Linked DNA regions of Mus musculus: region 2 is linked to region 1. The links are chromatin loops, found by intact Hi-C in ENCODE. Cell type or tissue: gastrocnemius. All regions are shown on one strand.

The links. Hi-C counts contacts between places; a loop is a spot of excess contacts. Peaks named below come from ENCODE experiments on the same cell type or tissue, not always from the same donor. Only the 100,000 strongest peaks of a DNase experiment are listed, where the experiment ranks them.
Region 2: a loop joins it to region 1, with 2.2 times the contacts of the local background. A loop is called at or near these places in 2 of 42 quality-filtered maps.

Annotation. Positions count from the first base shown.
Region 1 is chr14:57,368,765-57,376,764 of GRCm38, forward strand. The region is part of intron 2 of Cryl1 (crystallin, lambda 1); the gene reads right to left. Among named protein-coding and RNA genes, the nearest start is that of Gm41161, 4.3 kb to the right of the region's middle. In gastrocnemius, a CTCF peak has its summit at 3,802 (motif pointing right); DNase peaks (open chromatin) are centred at 3,806 and 4,977.
Region 2 is chr14:57,522,186-57,530,185 of GRCm38, forward strand. Il17d (interleukin 17D) reads left to right here and starts at 2,644. Exons shown (of 3, transcript NM_145837.3): 1 at 2,644-2,736; 2 at 3,119-3,414. The coding sequence starts at 2,722. In gastrocnemius, a CTCF peak has its summit at 3,753; DNase peaks (open chromatin) are centred at 2,602, 2,812, 3,455 and 3,650; H3K4me3 peaks cover 1,889 bases; H3K27ac peaks cover 1,157 bases.

The DNA.
Region 1 (8,000 bases):
CTGAAGTGTTCGCCATGGCAAGCCCCCCTGTGTTCCTCTGAAGCCTGACCTTGCCATCTGAAACAAAGGGGGGGGGGAGTCTGAGGATCTAGGTCAGTGATGAACAACTGCCTGGCACGGGTGGGGAAGCCTTTAGTTCAAACCCTCGCATGGAAAATGGCTGCCTCAAACTCATGGTAAGTCTCCCTCCTCGGCCTGGGATTACAATGCAAGGCACCTCAGCTGATAGCTGGCTTTCTCCTTCTTCAGCTGCAGTGCGTGCGCACACACACACACACACACACACACACACACACACAAACACTTCCTTACCCTTCCTCCTATTCTACTTGTCTCATCTTTACAAGTCCTCTCCCACAAAATTTACTTAGAGCACTGGCACAGTGAAGATGTGAGCTATCCACATGCTAACAGTGAGAGGGATGTGCCATCCTCCCTTACCATGCACTCACACCCACCCTTACTGTGCACATGCACCCTCCCTTACAAGTACTGCTCATCTCCACACCAGGCATACCAGGCTTGTACTTTGAATACAGGGCTCCCATTTTCCCTGCAGGTTCCCCCTCTGCCTGGCAGACCCACTGTTTCTTTCAGGGTGTTGTTATCATGATAGTGACTTTCTCAATGTGAATAGACACCTGGCAGAACAATTTCAAAAGGGAACAGGTTTTTTTGGCTCAGTGTTAAAAGTGTCAGTGCATCATAGCAGAGATGCCTGGAGGGGACAGCAGAGTTTATATCGTGCTGCCAAGAAGCAGAAAAGGAGGAGAAGGGACTAGATACAAAATTCCCAGAGATCAGGTATATGGTGCACACCTTGAATCCCAAGTGCTCGGGAAGCAGAAGCAGGCAGACTTCTTTCAGTTGGAGGACAGCTGAGGTTACACAACAACCCCCCCACCTCGTGGGGGGGGCAGTGTGGGTGTGAGTGTGGGTGTGTTTGAAAGTGTGTGAGTGTGCGTGCGAATGTGAGTATGTCAGTGTGTGAGTGTGTAAGTGTGTGTGAGAGTATGTGAGCACGTACTTTACAAAGAGTTTCTATAATGTCACATCTAATATTTAGCTTTATTCTGTGCTTTATTGTGCACACAGAATTGGACTAATTATCACAAGGAAATTTTTCACCAAATTGTGCTGTGCCTAAATATGCCTAAAATAAACTACTCAGGGTCAGACTCCCAAAGTTCGAAGCAAGACGACTGAATACTGAGTCACGTTGAACGGAACTGCCTTCCTCCCTCCTGCATATCATTACTCTGCTGCCTGTGGTAATGGCAAAGACCCCTGGAAATCTATATGTGTTTGTGTGTGTGATGGCTTAAATAGGAATGGCTCCCACAGACTACTATGTGTGAATACTTGGTCATAGGGAGTGGCACAATTAGGAAGTGTGGCCTTGTTGGAGGAAGAGTGTCACCATGGGAGCAGGCTTAAGGTCACCCATGCTCAAGTGAGGCCTAGTGTGGCACATAGTTTCTTTCTGCTGTCTTTGGATCAAGATGTAGAAGTCTCAGCTCCTTCTCCAGCACCTGTCTCCCACCATGATGATAATGGACTAAACCTCTGAACTGTAAGCCAGCCACAAAAAATGTTTTCCTTTATAAGAGTTGCCATGGTCATGGTGTCTCTTCACAACAATAGAACCCTAACTTAGACAGTGCGTATATATGCTTGTGTGCCTAATGGTGCCACCAGACGGGAACCAAATATTTAAAACACGACTCTGTGGAGGGCATTTTATAGTCAAAGCACAACAGTCACCAACAGACATGCCATGCCGCGTCCCATGAGCACCCATGGGCTATGATTGTAGTCTACAATGTCTGGACAGCTTTCCTGAGTTCTGCGCAAAATGAAGGACTCCCTTTTCTTAGCAGGGCTTCCTTTTTTCTGCCTGATCTGACCCCCAAATCTTCTGCCAGAGGAATGTCATGTGATCCTTGGTCCAGCTTCATGGAATGCCTCTCCATGCAAATGAAGTGTCCCCAGAACCTTCAACCTCAGCCAATGAAACATCACCCTAAGAAGTGCACCTTCCCACTCTCTAAGGCTTCTATATACATAGCCCATACATCACCCAGAATAAAATGTATGTGCACAAGCTGTTTCACTGACGACTGTCTATGAGAAATGTTTTCTAAAAGAGCTGTAACACTGAAGAGCCGCAGCACTGGAATCTTCAGAGGAGACTCCCTCCCCACAGCACTCACTGCCAGACCAGGATCCTGCAGATCCACCTGTTCATCGGGTCCTGACATCTCTTATATTCTTGGTTGTGAGCCTAGCCTTTAACGGCTGAGCCATCTCTCCAGCCCAGGTCCTGACATCTCAAGGGAAGAAGCAGACCACTGGACTTGGTTCCGCTCCATCCTTCCCCCACCTAATGTGTGGCAGTGCCTGGACACCCCAAGGGAACAAACAAACAAACAAACAAACAAATAAAACAGAACTACAGCCATGTTCAGGGATAAGCTATAAACTGACCTAAAGACAGATCTTACAGGCCTCTCATCTCAGGGAACTCATGCCAAGTGGCAAGCAAGCAGTCTGCACTGAAACCCACCCACTGGACACAGGACAGGAGCAGCACAGAGAGCCAGCCAGAGGGAGTCACATGATGGTAAACTTCGGAAAAAGACCAGCTCAGTGAAACAACCAAGAGCTGCAGTGTGTTAACAGAGTGATCATTGGACAGCACAGCTCAGGTGTCCCCTGAACAATGTCCCATTGCTGCCACAGTGATGCATCTGTAGAGATCGCTTCCAGACTCCCCTGCCCCCTCACAGTCTTACATTCAGTCCTTCCAAGTAGAGGGAATAAAGGCACCTCCATTCTCTGTCACCTCAGAGGTCCCTGCGCCTGTTTTGCCTGGCAACGGTTAGGCAGGCCTCCTGGCTGAGGGGATGTATGCATGGCACATCTGAATTACTCAGTTTTGAGTTAGCAATATGATTTGTGCAAATTTGATCAGTAGCAATATCTAAGGATTCCACAGAGCTGGACGAAGCCAGCACATAACCCAGAAATACAACCAGACTAAAAAAAAAAAAAAAAATTCATATGTCTGAAGAACTGTGTAGAGCTACCAAACAGAAACTCACTTTGCTCAGTTAAAAGTATCTGAAATACCGAGAGCCTCGGTAGCTGAGATGCTGGGTAGCTCAGTGGTAGAGTGCTCGCTCCCCTGGCGTGCACGAAGCCCTGGGTTTAAGCCCCAGCACAATATGAATAGGGTGTAGTAGACACACCTGTGATTCCAGCACATAGGAAGGCAAGCAGGGAATTCAAGACCATTCTCAGCTACATAGTGAGCTTGCGGCCCAGTCTGGGATGCATGAGAGCCTGACTAAAAAAATAATAATAAAATAAACTTAAAAATTAAGTATCCGACATCAAAAACAAGTAGGTGAGAGAGTCAGCCAGGGCTACATAGTGAGACCGTGTCTTATAACTGAAGAAAGAAGTAGAAAGAATACCAAGCATGCCACTGCTACTCCCCACACCAACTGCCACTGATCGTCAATCCTTAAGTGACTATAATAGAAAACTTGCTCCGAGTCATGACCCCACCTCACACAACCCAGCCTGTACTGAACTGACAGCATCTTCCTTTATTGGTTTATTTTACAGTTCTGAGAACAGAGCCCAGAGCCTCCTGATGCTAGGCACGCCCTGTACACGGCATCTTAGACTGCTCAAGACCATCCATTTCATCCTGTAAGGAATTACCAAATATGCTCAGAGGCATCTATCTCCTTCAAGCTGCTGGAACCTTTTCATCAACCCAAGCCGCTAGATGGCAGGCTAACACTATGTATGATGCAGAATAAAAATGTTTGTCAGCGACACCTGTGGTGTGGGCCCAACACTTGGAAAGCAGATTAGTTCAGGACTGTCCTCAGATACACAGCAAGTTTGAGACCTGGGTGGGACACAGGAGACTGTCACAAAATCTGAAAACTGAGAAGGGAAAGGATATGCAAACAATTATCACTATAAGGTGAAATAAGGGTGGATTTTTAAAACTTTTTTAAAAATCGTTTTAATTTACATTTGTTTACCTGTTACTTATTCATTCATCTGGTGTGTGTGTGAGCATTTGTGTGTACATGTGTGGGCATATACATACATGCCACAGTGCATGTGTGCCCCATTGGGTCATATGGCGGTCAGAAGACAGATTGCTGAAATCTGTTTTCTCCTTCTGCCATGCAAGTAACGGGAATCAAACACTGGCCCCACCTTTACCCACTGAGCCATCTCACTGACCCCTTATTGCTATTTTAGATGTTGTATTAAAAATTATCAACTAGGGCCGGGCAGTGGTGACATACACCTTTAGTTCCAGCACTGGGGAGGCAGAAGCAGGCAGATCTCTCTGAGTTCAAGGGCAGCCTGGTCTACAAAGGAAGTTCCAGGACAGCCAAGGCTACACAGGGAGACCCTGTCTTGACAAACAAAGAAACAAGCCATCAACTAGGAACTAGGGACTCTTGTCTTTAATCCTAGTACTTAGAAGGCAGAAGCAGGCAGACTTCTGTGAGTTCCAGGACAGCCTGGCCTATGTGGCAAGTTTAGGACAGCCTGCTCTACACAGTGACACTTTTTTTAACCACACAAAAGGCACCTGTCTAGGGCTGGAGAGATGGCTCAGTGGTTAAGAGCACCGATTGCTCTTCCAAAGGTCCTAAGTTCAAATCCCAGCAACCACAAGAAAAAAAAGTCACCTGTCTAAATAGGTGAAGACAATGGGAAGCTGGAGCCCTGGCCCACTGATTGACAGGAAGAAAATGAGGCTGCTGCGAGCATGACCATCCCTTGAAAATTAAACGCAAGGAGTTACACCAGACTTTTTTGCCAGCACACTGCTTTCTAAAACCCCGAGGACCTTCCCTCAAAGACTACCTGCAGTTGGCCAAGGGCCTTCTACCAAGTCATCACACCTGCTACCCACCCACCCAGCCAGCTCTGGGAACCCGGAACCCTCTCTCAGAGTCATCTAAGCTTGGACGTGCTGCCAAAATCAAGAAAGCCTCAGCTGCCCACAGGAAGTCCACGGGGCTGACTGACAGGCAGGAATGAGTCTTCTCATCCATTCTTCCCTCTTGGGCTCTGAAAAGGGTCCTCTTTAGAGGCTGGTGTCACCTCTGGGGCTCAGAAACCAGAGAAATAGAGAAGCTCTGCTTAAGTCCTAGGACAATCAATTTCACCAGAATGTACAGTGCAGTGTCCCGTGTCAGCACGCTCATGAAAGTGGCACTTGCTAGTCAGTCAGACACACAGGGAGACTGCTACAGTTTGGATGTGTCCCACAAGGTTCATGGGCTGGAAACTTTCATAGTGATGAAAGGTGGCAGGACCTTTAGTAGGCATGGTCTCCTGGGAGGTGAGGTCCCACGCAAATGAAGTGATGGGTACAGGTTTCGCAGGAGTGGGCTAGTTATAAAAAGGAGAACATGTTATAAAAAGAACCCCCTCCCTGGTTCCTGTCTTTCCAACTGGCACACCACCCCCTCCTCTTCCCAAGTCTTCCTTCTGTGTGATACCATTTGTGATGTAGCAAAGGCCCTTGCCAGCGCCTGAATGAATAGAGCTACCCAGCACTGGATCTTCAGCATTAAGAGTGTGAGATAGTGAGTCTCCTCTCTTTATAGCATAGACAGTCTCTAATGCTTTGTTACAGCAACGTGAATCAAAATGGTGAGGCAAGGGTCACATCATTCCTTCTGAAATTTATTTCTAAAATCTGATTCTCTAATTTTTAAAGATTCGTTTATTTATGTATGAGTGCTCTGCAAGTATACCCAAAAGCCAGAAGAGGGCATCAGACCCCATTACAGATGGTCGCAAGCCACCGTGCGGTTGCTGGGAATTGAACTAATGACCTCTGGAACAGCCAGTGCTCTTAACTGCTGAGCCATCTCTCCAGCCCTGATTTTCTAATTCTTGCCTGTGCATCCATGCAGGTGTGTGAAGGCCAGAGAGGGTGGCAGTACCCTTTTCCCACTCTGCCTTATTTCTTTGAGGCAGGGTCTAGAGCTCAGTTTCTCAACTATGCTAGCAAGCCCCCGCAGTACTGTCCCTGTACCACCATGATGCTAAGGCAGCAGACATGTTCGTGGCGCTTGTTGTCTGGGTGCTAGAATGGTGCATCGAGCTCTCTCAACCATCAATCCATCTCTCTGGCCGCAAGTCACATTTTTTTAAACATGGTATCTTTCTGTGTAGCCCCGGCTATCCTAGACTTGTTATGTAGACCAGGCTAACCTCAAACTCAGAGATGCACCTGCCTCTACCTCAGCCCCAAGGACTGGGATTGAAGGTGTGCACCAGCATCCCCGCCCCAGTCACACCACCAGAACCCACATCTTTTGCTCCATCTACGCCCCCTCAGCCACACCCACCTGTCGCCATGTCCCTAAGCAGCACACAGGGTTGAACGGAAACCCTGCCCTCAGGATACACAGGGACAGCCGTTTACAGCCCTACCATCTAGAGCAAGTCACACAGTATTCTGACTCCTCCTCGGCCTTCCAGATGTCAAATCCTCACATGTCAATCACATCGACTAGAGCCATTTCAGCTTGGGTAGGAAAACAAATAAAGGAAATGAAGCAATTGTTTGGACTGCTGTGGTGACAGCCAAGTAACAGCAGAATCTGTGAACACCCAGATAACCGGGGTAAACGACCCAGCTGAAGCCACAACCTGGGGCTGTGAACCGCAAACCACCAGGCCTTAGACGACTCCTGGACCCGCACTCTGTGTGTCCTTCTAGGTGGTTAGACTGCATCTGCCTCTCCACTGACATACACTTTATTTACTATTCATCAATAAAATTAGATATGTCATCCCACCACGAATGCATCCGTGATGTCTTACATTTATGCTTAAAAAAAAGAAAAAACAACATATACACTTGGGAAGTGGTAGCACACGCCTTTAGTCATGGTGCTCCAGAGGCAGAGGCAGGCAGATCTCTGTGGGTTTGAGTCTAGCCTGGTCTACAGAGCAAGTTCTAGGACAGCCAGGGCTGCACAGAGAATCTCTGCCTCAAAAAGCCAACCCCCCACCCCAAAAGAGCACACACGCACACACACACTTTTTAAACTATATAATATATTTTATGATTTTTATGTATAAACAATCTATAGAAATAGTACCTTTTTTTTTCTGCCACATGATGATATTCTCTCTACTTCCTTAGTGTTTTACCTTCAAAAATCTGTGTTCAAATGTCTCCTTTCCAAACACTTACAGTCTAGTCTGCAAGCCAGAGGTCCCGGCTCTCCAGCAGCCTCACGGTACTCCCGTCTCTGCCTGTTTCTCCTAACGGGGGAGTAGCACTTTATGCTCGAGCATAGGGTGTATACAAGCTACAGACTGAACGCAGCAACAAAGTGGGTGGGGCTATGCTCTGTACAACCCCATCTGTTTACAGAATGTCCCCAAGTGGCCCGGATTAGGGCAGTGAGAGTTACCCTGGGAGCACAGGCCAGCAGTCTCCAAGCCCTGAAGTTACAGACCACAGTGGTAGTTACAGACCACAGAAACCCAGCCAGGACAGTTTTTTTGGTTTGGTTTGGTTTGGTTTGGTTTGGTTTGAACTTTTCATTTATTCTTTGTGAGTTTCACGTCACCCACCCCAATCCCACTCACCACCCTGTCTCTTCTTATCTGCCCTCTGCCCTTGCAATCTCCCTCCTAAAAGGAAATAAAAACCAAACAAACAAAATTAACAAAGCATAGAAAACATCTCATCATAGAAAGCTGTAGAGTGTCACAGTATGTCCCACAGTATACCCCTCTGCCCACACATCGTCACTTGCAAATGTTCATTATAATTAGTTATTGGCCTGGCTCGAGGCCCCTGGCTTCCACTACACCATCATCAGTACTGTATCCTAACCAGAACTCCTCTCAGATTGTCACGGATATCCTGGGGCTTTGGATCTGCAGGACCGGCCCCTTCACAAGCTCCAGCAGTTCATAGATGG
Region 2 (8,000 bases), 150 kb after region 1:
CATGGTGGAACAGCCCCATTAATCTCAGGGTTTACCCCTTCAAGGACAGAGCCCCAGGGACTACCTTGTATACATAGACCTTGGAGGACATTTCTCCAAACCAGAAAAAAAATTGCTAATCTGAGCCAGATGCTAGTCCCAGCTTTTCTGCATTGATTCCGAGAGACTGAACCCTGGTCCTCATGTTTGTATAGTAAGCACTTTAGTGGCTGAGCCATCTCCCCAAACCATGTGTGATTTTTTTTTTTTAAAGAGCTTAGTGCAGACAAGTACTGCAGAATAATGGAGCACCAAAGGACTGTAAGAATATGATAATAAAGATGAGCAATGAAACTGGACTCGAGAAGATATGAGGAGGGAAAGTTTCGATGTGAGTGGAAAACGGCATGATCTGAAGATAGAGGTGCAGGACAGGACATGGGTGATCACTGGAATCAGATCCAAGGATGCGGTCAGCTGTTTCTGATGAGGAGACCTTGGATATGGCCACACAATTTAATGTCAAAGATCAGACTGGGTTGGTGGAGGACGAAACTGCAAGTGGGCACTCAGAACCAGTACGGGTTGATGGTGCAGGATTAAGAAGCAGAACCCAAACCCTGTCTCGAAAAAACAAAACAAAACAAAAATAAGCAGAACACATAATGAAAGGTCCAAGTGCTAAAAATCTCCATGAATGGGAGGAGCTGGGTGCATGGCAGCTGTGCGGATTGCTATGTGAGGAGCCTCTGAGGAGAGAAAATGTCTGCACGTGCACCTTACTCAGAAATCCAAGGTCAGGATGGAACGAGCCAATCCCACACTGGCTTTGGAAGCTTTGGAGATGCCCAGCGGTTAACATTGGCCATCATTCTCACTGAGGACCAGGGTTCAATTCTCAGCACTCTAATAGGCCACTTACAACCCACCTGTGATACCAATTCCAAGAGATATGATGCTCTCTTCTAGCCTCATGGGCACCTGAAAGATTGCTTTTGCAGCTTTGCTAGACTTGGAACAGCCAAGTGAAGCCACTTGGAACTAGTGTCAGATGGCTGTGAGCCACCATTTTGGTACTAGCAACCAAACACAGGTCCTCTGCAAGACAGCCAGTGCTCGTAACTGGATTAATCTTTAAAATATCTTTAGAATTGTGTAAAAAGTCACGTGTGTGATAGCACACACACTACAATGCACATGCAGGTCAAGATGGATGGATGTGCAGGTCAGAGGACAGCTTTGTGGAGTGGGTTCTCTCCTCCCACCTTTATTTGGGACCCAGGCATAGAACCTGGGCCACCCCTAGAACACAACAACCCATTTACCCACCGAGACATCTCCCCAGCCTCAAGTCTGGAATAATTATTAACATGTTTGTATCTTCATAAAATGCTCAGATCTGGGAACTTTTTATTTAATCTGCACCTATTTATAGCCTTTGCTCCCCTGTTTAATCACAAATGAATCTTATGCTCTACTCAGTTTAAGTTTTCAGTAACTGGAGGCTTCCACAAACTGGTCAGACACTGGAAGGTACTTTGTTGATTAGCACAGTGAGTAGTTCCGTGGAACTCTGGTAATGACAAGCTCGCCTCGAAAATACTCCTACGCTGTACCTTTCAAATGGAAAATTAGTAGTACTTGAGTGCTGATGTCTTTATTCCCGTTTTTTTACTAGGAAGGAGACAACGTTAACAATTTATGTGCGAGTCAAAGTGTTTCATAAACCCAAATGTGTTTACTAGGAATTGTAAAATGTTTTAAGCTGTAAGGTTTGAAGGGACTTTTAAAGGTAGAGCCGCTACAAAGTATTTCAGTTTTAAAACATTGAAGGCAAGTGTTTTTCTGCATAGCAGAACTGAAACGCAGTTAACCACTGGTTTACAACTTGGTTAAAACCCAAAGCTGCAAGCCGTTTTAGGGAGTCAAAAAAATATTTTGCACACTTTCAAAAAGCGTTCAGCTAGTCTCAGCCATTTCTCTTTATTCTCAAAGCGTAAATGCTCAAAAGTAATCATATTCACTAGCTGGATGCCTGGTAAGCAAGGCATTTAAATAATGAACAAGTAAGTGAGCAAGCTCTCTTCAGATTCAATAGAGTCCTTCATTTGAGCTGATTCCCCTTAATTTATTCACAGAACTTTAGGCTCATTTTACATGTCTGCTCACACAATTAATTACCATGATTGAGTTCTCCAACACTGTAAAACTAGACCAAGAGATGCCCATTTACAGCATGTGTCAGGTGGGGGAGGGTATTTATTACTCGGCCCTTAGCTGAATAAGAGGCATGGAGTCATTTTATGAGTATTTAAGGGAAAACAGCCTCCTTCTAGCCTAACAGAACATAACTGTTTTTTAATCTCTTGTATAATTCTTCGAACTATGAAATCCCAGAAGAGGAAGTGGTCGCAAGAAGGAGAGTCCTTCTAGGTTGGAGTTCATTCATTTCCAAGTGGCCTGTCCAGCTCCTGGACCGCTTCAATGTCTAGAGAAATCCGTTTCCTCTGAGCCAAAGTCGGCCTCTCGACTGCATCCCCGAGGCCCCACTGGTCCGTGCCGAGGCGTCGAGGCCAGTCACCACCTCCTCCTCCTCCAGCCAGGCGGACCGCCAGTCCACTTCTGTAGGGGCGACACCCAGCCCGCAGGCCACACGCCCCGCGTGTGCGGCGCCCTTATTTACTTCGCAGAAGAGCCTTCAGCCCCCCTCCTAACAAGTCTGGAAAGCATCACGGCGACGCGATGTTGGGGACACTGGTGAGCGCCCTCGGGGGTACCGGCGAGGCATGGCCGAGGCCGGGCTGGGGCAGAGGGACGGGGGGAGGACGGCGGGACGGCCCGGAGAGGCGTCTCACAGGCACTCGCAGCCCGCCGCGCAGCAGCCCGGCAGGCACACGCACACGTGCACGCGCGCCCCGCACCCGCCCCCCGCGCGGGCTCCGGCTCTGGGCGGCGGCGGCGGCGGGGGCCGGGGGCGCGCGGGCCGGCGGCGGGCCGGGCCCCGGGGACCGCGCGGGCGGCGGGCGGGCGGGGACGGCGCTCGGGGGCCGGCCCGCGCGGCGCCCATGCTCGGGGAGGGCCTCACGGTGTGCGGAGCGCCGGGCGGGTCCCGCGACGCTGAGCTCGGCCTGTCCCGCAGGTCTGGATGCTCGCGGTCGGCTTCCTGCTGGCACTGGCGCCGGGCCGCGCGGCGGGCGCGCTGAGGACCGGGAGGCGCCCGGCGCGGCCGCGGGACTGCGCGGACCGGCCGGAGGAGCTCCTGGAGCAGCTGTACGGGCGGCTGGCGGCCGGCGTGCTCAGCGCCTTCCACCACACGCTGCAGCTCGGGCCGCGCGAGCAGGCGCGCAATGCCAGCTGCCCGGCCGGGGGCAGGGCCGCCGACCGCCGCTTCCGGCCACCCACCAACCTGCGCAGCGTGTCGCCCTGGGCGTACAGGTGAGCGGGCCCGAGGGGAGGGGCGGGGCCTGCAGAACAGGTGGGTGGGGCAGGGTGGAGTCCGTTGGAGGGCGGGGCCGAGGGGCGGGGCGGAGCACGTGGTGGGCGGGGTCGGGTGGGGCCTGGGCGGGGCCCGGCTGCCACTGGAGCGGTATAGGTGGACGGTGCTTGAAGGAAGGGGTCGTGAGGGGGATCGGGTGGGATCGGCTGGAGCGGGAGGGGAGTGGCAAGACGGTCGGGTGGTGCTATGGAGATGGTGTAGTGCCCGAGGGGCGGGGTCTGAGGAGCGGACGGAGGTGATGGGTGGGGCCGGGTGGAACTACTGGGATGAACCACGGGGGGCAGGCCAGGTAAGGCGGGTGTCTACTGGTCCTAGAGCTCAGGGAGGGGCTAGGAGAGGCAGATGGTATAACTAAATTGGGAGCGATTGGTTTCTACAAAGGTCTGTCACGATCTTTGAAGAAATGCTGCTTCTGTATTTGTTATGCAATAAATACCAATTCTCTGCCAGATACACCATGAAGAACCAGGCCACATGACCCTTTTTTACAGGAGGCCTGTAGGAGTGTAATCTAGAAGTGCTGGGGCGCCGAGAGCTAAGAGGCACGCCCTCTGAGAGAGTGTCTGGGGAAACTAATATGGGGATAGAACCTCAGATGAGAAGCAAAGTTTCCAGCGTGAGGTAGCCTGAAGTTGAGGGAGGAAGAGAACACCCCTTTGAAGGAGAAAGTGACATTCAGGCCTTGTGGAGAATGGGCAAGATTTTGAGGATGGCCCAATCCAGGTGTTGTGTCAAAAGAAGAGCATGTCCAAGGGAAGCATGGGGATGTGGAGCGTGGCCACAGTGGCCTGGGCAGATGCCCGTGACAGGATGCATAAGTAGCTCGGATGAGGGAGCCCTCACTCCACCCTGTAGATGAGAAAGATAGGCAGGCACCTTGGACGAGAGCCTTTCCAGGATGGGGGTGGACTCTAGGTAAGGGCTGTGTGGGCAGAGGAGAGGAATAATGTCGAGTCTACAGAGAGCTACCAGAGGGGCTTTGTGGTTGTCTGTCTTGTCATGCTGGAGATGGAACCTAGGGCCTCAGATTTTCTAGGAAGTGTTCCACCACCAAGCTGCATCCCACCCCAGTAACATATTGTTTGGTTGGTTGTTTTGAGTCAGAGTCTCCTTATGTAACCCTGGCTGTCTTAGAACTCTCTGTGTAGACCAACCTAGTCTCGAACCCACAGAGATCCTTCTGAGTGTTGGAAGTACATGTTTCTTGATTTCTAAAGCTGTACAGTGATCCCCTCCTGTATTCCAGAGAAGATGTTATTAGTCAGTTGGCCTTTACCGTAACAAATACCTGGGCCAACAGGTTAACTCATCAGATAAAGGTGCCTGCTGGCAAGCCTAAGGACCTAAGTTTGATTCCCAGAACCCACACAATAGAAAGAGAGAATAGACCCCAAGCAAGTGTCCTCTGGCCTCCACATACAAGGTTACCGCCTGATACACAAAATAAGTAAGGAAATAAGTCATAAAAAACAAACAGCTGAGATAATAAAGCGAAAAAGAAAAAAAGGGTTGGCTCAGTTTTAGAGATGCTGGTCCATGATCAGGCAGACCTGTTGCTTTAGGCTTCTAGTGGGGTACCAGGTGACAGTGTATCAGGGGCATGTGGGCAAAACCTCATTACTGAGAAGCGAGAAAGAGAGAAAAAGGAAGTGGTCAGAGTACCACAGTCTCCTCCGTGTGCACACTTAGTGACCCAAAGGCCTCCAGCAGCTGGGTCTCACCTTCAAAGGCGCCACTACCTTCCAATAGCAGCACCCTGAGGAGCAAGCCTTTGCCACGGGGGGGGGGTGGGTGGGGGGGGGGTGACGGACGACTTAAGTTACAAACTGTAGCAAGTAAGAGATGTAGGGCCCAGCAGGCATGCTGCGGTGCTTCCAGGAGACAAGGAGGGCCTCAGCTGAGGCGGCAGAGTGGAAAGAGACAGGAACAAGGATACTGAAAAGGGAGGGCTGGCTGAGTAGCTGGCTGAGTAGCAGGAAGGGGTGAGGGGGCATCAGGGGTGTGAACTATGTCCTGGGTCAAGGCTGGGGCCAATCTTATCAGTTCCCTTGAGCAGCAGCCCCTCTCCCAGGTACCCAGCCCTTGACCTGGCTGCTCTTCAGGCAAAGCCCACCTGTGGTGCATCCCTTCTCACAGCTCCACCCACGTGGAAGTGGGCCCATACAGGGGACCCTCTGTAACAAATCCTAGCTCTGTACAGGGACACAGTGTTGGAGTTGAGGCTGGCCAAAACACACACAGGTAACACACAGCAAGTCTCAAGTCCTCTCCCTCTAGGCATGTCTCCTACGGTTCTGACCAAGGCATAGTCTGTAAAAGATGTTTGAAGATGGAGTTAAGTCGAGCTTGTTGAGTCTTACTGCCTTTGGGAGGGACAGGTGATAAGGACTCTCGAGATGTGGGAGAGGGAGGGAGAGGGGGGGGGAGGGAGGGAGGGAGAAAGAGGCTAGAGATCCTCCACTCAGCATCCTACATGGGAGGTTAAGCTGGTCCTGCTGCAGGAACTTATTTCTTCCATGGCCACATCTGAAAGCAGGGAAGGGGCAGGGAGGGAAGTGGTTGGTGACCCCCCCCCCCATACTTGAGGTGACTGAAGGGGGGACAGTTTCCATCTACCACTCGAAGATCACATAGCTTCAGGCCCCTTGTTTATCCCATGCAGTCTTCACAGCAGTGATGAGTTATCACCCCCATCTGCCCTGTGAGAAAATGGGGGTCAGGTAGCTTATGCTGACTAGAAGGAAGCTAGGCTTCAGGGGACCATGCAGGGCCATTGTTGCAGATGCTGTTGAAGCCAGCCCTGGTTCCTGCCTCTCTGGGCACTTCCTCCATTGTCACTCACCTCCTGAGTTAAAGAAGGTAGAAAAAGTACATTCCAGGGCTCAGCAGTTAAGAGCACTGACTATTCTTCTGGAGGTCATGAGTTCAAATCCCAGCAACCACATGGGTGGCTCACAACCACCCATAATGAGATCTATGGGATTGAAATAAAAAAAAAAAAAAAAAAAACCTGTGGGTCAGGGAAGGGGGTGGGGGGTGCATTCCAGGAAGTGCAGAGGCTCATCTGTGAGAGGGTTGCACAAATCCCACCAGCTCAGCTGCAGGATTTAGTACCCGCTGCAGAGGTGGTGCTCTCAACCTTCCTCTGATCTGCAGATTGTGCATCCACAGAGCCAACCGGCTGCATTGCAAGATTATCTGAGAAAGCTTGCATGGCAGAGTGTGCAGTCTCTCCCATCATGACTCCCAATGGCGCAGCAGCATACAGAGCATGGCTAGGTCAGGTCACATTGCAAGCCTGGAGAGATGGCTGAAGTCTAGAGGAGAGTACGAGAGGTTCTGTGCATATTCTACACCACTGCATATATGGTTCCTGAATGTGTGGGGAATTTGCTTTTCTTCTGGATTCCCAGAGCCGTCTCCTCTGGGGATGGAGGCCTGAGATGCCCACATCCCTATAGGCAAAGTAGAAGCTCAGGAAGATGGGTAGGAAAACAGATGTAGAGTCAGAAATACCACAGCACAAGAAAGATCACTGTAGGTGGAATTCAGGTTTTAAAGCAGGCACCGAGCTATCAGCTGGCTGTTTGGTTTTAGGACAGCTGGGTCTCCAGTTGGAAGAAAATATGGTTGGATCTCGCTCCTGTGTGACAACAAATTCCAGATGATTGGAAGATTTAAGTGTGAAAAATAAGGCCACAAAGAGGAAGAAAAACACGAACAATTTTATTTATAATCTTGGTATGGAGGAGGCTTGTTTAGTAGCTCACAGCCCCAGACACCATAAAAGATAAGACCAAGTAACGTGGTTACATAATTACATGCTGTGCTGTCTTGTGGAAATAAAAGAGTGCAGGGCAACTCATGTCACTAAGGGCTCCTTTCCCAATGAGCTCCCACAAACCAATAAAGCCAGTGACATCATGGGAAGGTGGGCCAAGGTCAGGGCACATGCAGGGAAGGAAAACCACGTGGTCTGACTCTCTCTCTCAGTGAAGAGCTGATTACTGCAGTCAAGGGAGCAAAACACATGGAAACCACAGCGAGAAGCTGTTCTGTGCAGCCATCGGGGAGCTGCTTTGACAAAGGCGGGGGAAGAAGGAAGCCCACATCCTGGCGCGGCTGAGGGGTGTGAATTGGGATGACTTGGGAAGGAGGAAACAGGGACTGTAATTATCAAAAATATGTCTTGAGAAGGGATCTTGCTGGCTTCATGCTCTGGGCTAAAGTGATCTCCTGCCTCCACCTCCTGAGGTTGCAGGTGCACCCCTGTGCCTGGCTCAGTCTCAGTCATTATCACTTTGACCCAATGAATCGGCTTACCAGCATCTCTCCTGCAAACCCAGGTGTCCACACACCAAATGACTGGTGGGAAAGGACTTTAGTCATTGCTGTAGTGGCAAGGGTGGAAGGCATCACGATGTCCACTAAGAAATAGGGAGCTGCATAAAACAGCAATGAAGAAGAAGATAGCTTTCAGATCACTTAAATAAGTCGCCCTCCATGAAGGGAAAAGTTCTGATCA